Regions from separate parts of the Mus musculus genome. Here region 1 is linked to region 2. Evidence: chromatin loops called from intact Hi-C (ENCODE). Cell type or tissue: left cerebral cortex. All regions are shown on one strand.

Region 1 (2,500 bases), 54 kb after region 2:
ACCTAGGCGAGCTCACAGGTACGTCTGGGGCCAGGAAACCAGAGCGGTCCACCTCGAAGCAGGAGTCCAGGCCTGGGGCCACGGAGAACGTACCTACACTCGTGGGCAACGTGGAAGTTCTAGCATCACCCTGCAGATGCCCACGCCAGGCGCCGACTCTTTAACTCCCTCCGTGCTCTCCGGCCAACCAGGGCGCGGGGCGGGGAGAGGTCACCGGCCAATCGCGTCCCACCGCCGTCCGCGAACCAGCCAATGGCGTCGAGGCGGCCGGGTGAATTCGAACGCTAACTCCTCGCTCTACGTTCCGCGCAAGGGAACGAGGCTCCAAATTCAAATCAACGCGGTCCGGCGTCGGCGCTCGGCGCTCGGCGCGAGGGGGCGTGGCCCGGGCGGCGGGGGCGTGGCCTGGGCGGTGCGAGCGCCGCCGCGCGGTGTGTGGGCGGGGCCGAGCGGCGGCGGGCGCTCCAGTTCCGGGTCAGGCCTTCTCCCACCGGGGCGGGGGCCTCTCCTCTCCATGGCGAGCGGTAGCGGCCCGGGCGCGGCGGCCTCGGCCAACCTGAACGCGGTGAGGGAGACCATGGACGGTGAGTGCGCGTCGTTCTCGTCTGACCGGGCCTGCGCTTCCCGGCGCCGAGCCCCCGGATGGAGGCGTCGTAGAGGGCCCCACGGTCCCCGCGTCGGCCTCGGCGGTATCCTGCGAGGGGACGGGGAAGGGGACCCGCCGCGACCTCGAAGCTGGCGGCCCCAGAGCTCCGGTCTTCCGCTGCGGCGGAGTTTGGCGCGCGCGGGGCGTTCCAGGCCTCGCGACCGCTGCCTGCGAGCCCATCCTGGGGCCACGCGACCCGCCAAGTGTCTGGCGCCTGCTCGTGTCTGGCGCGTGCTCGTGGCCTGGGGACCCGGGGCGAAAGGGGTCGTGGACCTTTTTGTCCACGCGGTGAGCTCAGTTCCGGGGCCCAGGCGTTTCAGTAACGGGTTATTTGTTTCCAGTGATTGAGCACCACTCCCCGTCACCATCTCCCACTCCTTAGATCGGGCGACACGGGTGACCGCGGTTGTGGGTGTGTCCGCGCCCGCTGCCTGATAGGTAGAGCGCACCCAGAGGTACAGAAATAAGTCTCAGAGTTCCCTTCTCTCTGCTATGGTTCTGCAGCTTTGTCCCTCTCGGACCCAACACTTAGAAAGTAACTATTATTCGTAAACAATAAAATAAAGTTGTAGCTCCGGGTATTTAAAATAAGACAGCCAGGTAAAGTGTGTGTCAAGTGATCGGTTTTATTTGCTTTTTCTTTTGCGTTAGCAAGCATCTTTCTTTGTCTTAATTTTACACGTTTCCATCTACGTGTGGTTCTACATGTCTGTTTTGGCAGTGGCTTTGATGGTTTCCAGAGGTTACCCCCTCAACATCTTTCTCAAAAGATAACCTTACGCTTTGCAGTGGTTTTCCCCACCTAATTGTTTGCCACATTGTTCTTTTTCTGTCTCCAGCCTGTCTTTTTTTTTTTTCTTTTTTCTTTCATCTTAGATGTTCCACGGCTTATTGTTTTGTAAAAATAAATGTATGTACACAAGGGTACCGTTGTGGTTTTTAGGTTGTGTTGTTCTGAGATAAGACTCTTGCCTGTGTAGCCTAGAGTGACCTCAAGTTCCTGAGCTTCTCTTTTTGCCTCTGGAGCGTCCATGGGGTGCTGGGTGCACCAGTGTGTGTTGTGAGTAGTGTCTGAAGAGAACTGGTTAAGTTGGTGGGCCTGCTGTGAGGGCTAAGGCTTTGCATCCCAACCTTTTGTGAGAGAACGTGTTGTAAAGTAAAAAGTACACAGTATAAAAACATTTAAGAAGTTTGTTTGCTTTTTTAACGAAGTAAGAGTATGTGTGAGGTTTTAGCCCATTTAAGTCATTGTAAAAGAACCAGCATGAAATTTTCAGTTTGGATCTTCCTTTGATAGCAGTTTTTCTTGAAGCTCAAATTTTTTTCTCCTTATCATTTTGCTCATTTCAGGTTACTAACAGTGACTTTAAGCTTTTCCTGTCAGTGGTTGCTAGGTTAGTGGGACTCACCTGTAAAGTGTTCTTTTCAATTTCGAGGGCAAGCAGGTATGTAACTTTGCACATGTTGTGGGAGGAATATGATTTTTCCCAGCCGTACACTCACAAACAAGACAAGGAAGTCTCTATCGATGGAAGAGAGGTTTTCCCTATACGACAGGAGCAGGAGGGAACCACGGTGGGGTTTTGAGGCTTTTGAGGAAGCGCATTGCTCTGCAGAAATGCACCATCTGCCATCCCAGGATGGAGAAGCACCCGCTGTGTGGGGAGCTAAGATGCTTCTATTAACCTTTGTCCTGAGAACTTGGGTCGGATTGAGAGGTGTCAAGGAGCTTGTGACCAGGAAGAGCTTCCCATCTGCATCCAAATGTCACAAAGTACAAAAGGAGAAAAGAGAAAGGCGTTATACGTAATGGTTATGAAATCTAATGGCGGCAGGATACCTGGTGAGCCCATG
Region 2 (2,500 bases):
TTAAATATACAAAAAAAAAAAAACCTACTACAGGGCATACAGAGCATTAAAGAGACACCAAGGATCGCCTAGATCATTAGGTATTGGAAGGTCCCAAATGTAAGCCAGATTAGTGTTCAAATCAAACAGACTCACTAAATCCTATCATGAACTCACCCATTGTCCTGTGTGTGTGTGTGTGTCTCGGGGCAAGAATCTTACTTGAAGGTAACAGATAAATAAAGTCATGTAAAATAGAAAGGATAGCCCTATAATACTAAGTTTCAAACTCAAGGAGAGGTTGATTTTTGTCACTGAAGGTCCTCACAGAAGTAGTATTGAAATCTGGACACAGAGAGAAAAATGTTGGTATGTCGGTGGAGGGTTTATAAAGCAAGACTTACATGCCAGGTTTAGTTTTACAGTTAAGGCATCACCGAAAAATTTGAAAACAGGCTCAGAGTGCGACAAAAGCATTTTTAAATAACTTGAAAAACCTAAAGAGGTTAGAAGGGTACAAACTCGAATATTCTGAATAGCACATTTTAGCCTTCACAAGGCTTTTTGTAACTCCCTTGTTTAAATACGACACGATTTAGTAAAATAGTTATAGAACTAGCTATTTCAGTTTCTCTAAGAGGAACGCTAAAGAAGGAGGTCTGTGTGGTGGGGGGGAACAGGAAGAGCTTCAGTACAATCCGCCTCTTTCCTTTTTAAAGGGAAAGGATTGGGGGGGAAAAAAAGTAAAATAAGAAAACAAATCCTTGCGTGAGTTACCAAGGACCAGGGACCGGCTTCTCCCTCTTTGATTAAGAAATCCGTACATTCTAAACTTCCTACATTTTAGCATCTCTGCGCCGCGTGAGAAAGAAAGGGAAAAGGATTCCTGGAAGCTACCTCTCAATGGTCAGTAACTCCGCATATAAGGATAACACCAGCTTCACCCGGACTCTTGGAAGAACCAATGGCGTCTTCAGTCAGCAGCTCAGGCTGCCACCCCTCAACAGGTATCTCGGGGCTACCGGACCGTTAGGATCGGTCACCAAGACAACCACACGCCGTGCCCCAGAAGAAGTCGGAAGAACCTGGGGTGCGCAGGTACCCAAGCTCACTCCTTCCCGGAAGCCAGTCGGAAGCGGTGCAGGCTGGGAGCTGTAGTCCAGAGGAAAGCCCCGCCCACCGGCGGGAGGAAACAACCAACACTCGCCCAATCACCGCGACCGTCGGGGAACGAACGCGCCTTCGTGTTTTCTCGCGAGAGTGACCTCACCAGCCAGCGGGCAAAAGCGGGAATGCGCGTGGCCGCGCCTCGGTTTCTTAGCTGACGGCCGGGATCCCACGCCGCGAGGCGAGATGCTCAGGTCCAAGACGTTCTTGAAGAAGACCCGCGCGGGCGGCGTGGTGAAGATCGTGCGCGAGCACTACCTGCGGGATGACATCGGCTGCGGCGCGCCGGCTTGCTCGGCCTGCGGCGGGGCGCACGCGGGCCCGGCCCTGGAGCTGCAGCCCCGGGACCAGGCGAGCAGCCTCTGCCCGTGGCCGCACTACCTTCTGCCGGACACCAATGTGCTGCTGCACCAGGTGCGTGGACGCGGGGCCGCGTGGTGACGAGGGGGCGTGGCAGACAGGGACGCTGGGGACCGGGGAGGCGGGTCTTGGGATGTTGGATGGAGAGAGGCAAGTACCGTGGCTACCCTCGCTCGCATCCTGCCATCCAGGCTGAGGTACCGTTCCCTGATGTCACTTTATTTATTTATATATATATATTTTTTTTCGGTTCTTGGAGTCTTATTTTTAGACACGTTACATTTTCTAACCCCTGGTGTCTCTTCTACTTTAGATTATAAGTGCCTGGAAGCCGGGGACCTGGGCTTCTGTGGCCTCCAGATTGCGACCCCCAGGCAGCTTGTAAGTGCCTACGAACAAAAAATTGTGTGGGCCAGCATAATTTACTTATTAATAGCTCTGGTATTGCAAACTCTGTGGTCCGATTATGGGTGCTTGTCATCGTCTCAGGCCTACAGGGTCCCCCCTTAGTGACTTTGTCAAGTTTTTTCTGCAGCCAAGTACCACTTTGGCCTAACGGAGAGTCAGTGTTTTAAACTGTCACAAGAATTCAGGCTGGGCAGAGAGTTCAAGGTAGAACTGAAAACGGGGGAGTTAACATTTGGCTTTGGTTTTTTAAGATTGATGTCCTCGAACACCCGGCCATCAGAAATGTCATTGTGCTACAAACAGTGATGCAAGAAGTGAGAAACCGGAGCGCCCCCATCTACAAGCGAATCAGGGATGTGACCAATAACCAGGAAAAGCATTTCTATACCTTCACTAATGAGCACCATAAGTAAGTATCACAAAACCACAGGGCTACCTAAATTTAACAGACTTCTTGGAAAGGAATTTATCAAACACAGGCTGTAGCTTCCTGTGCTGCTTGGTGGTTACCTGGTTGTGTGGAAGACAGTGCTACCTACATAGGCTCATCTAAGGTCGCAGTGTTAGTGAGGTCACACCCTAAACC

What was found. A loop is a pair of places that touch in the nucleus more often than their neighbours do. Peaks named below come from ENCODE experiments on the same cell type or tissue, not always from the same donor. Only the 100,000 strongest peaks of a DNase experiment are listed, where the experiment ranks them.
Region 1: a loop joins it to region 2, with 2.9 times the contacts of the local background. A loop is called at or near these places in 16 of 42 quality-filtered maps.

The regions. Positions count from the first base shown.
Region 1 is chr14:99,044,078-99,046,577 of GRCm38, reverse strand. It overlaps Mzt1 (mitotic spindle organizing protein 1), which reads left to right and starts at 442. Exons shown (of 3, transcript NM_175245.4): 1 at 442-584. The coding sequence starts at 515. It overlaps Bora (bora, aurora kinase A activator), which reads right to left and starts at 201. Exons shown (of 12, transcript NM_175265.5): 1 at 1-201. In left cerebral cortex, no CTCF peak of the experiment used is centred here; DNase peaks (open chromatin) are centred at 283 and 988; H3K4me3 peaks cover 1,847 bases; H3K27ac peaks cover 455 bases.
Region 2 is chr14:99,098,506-99,101,005 of GRCm38, reverse strand. It overlaps Dis3 (DIS3 homolog, exosome endoribonuclease and 3'-5' exoribonuclease), which reads left to right and starts at 1,236. Exons shown (of 21, transcript NM_028315.2): 1 at 1,236-1,560; 2 at 2,166-2,323. The coding sequence starts at 1,333. Pibf1 (progesterone immunomodulatory binding factor 1) reads right to left here and starts at 1,582. Exons shown (of 18, transcript NM_029320.3): 1 at 877-1,582. In left cerebral cortex, a CTCF peak has its summit at 1,283; DNase peaks (open chromatin) are centred at 691, 1,168 and 1,554; H3K4me3 peaks cover 1,879 bases; H3K27ac peaks cover 654 bases.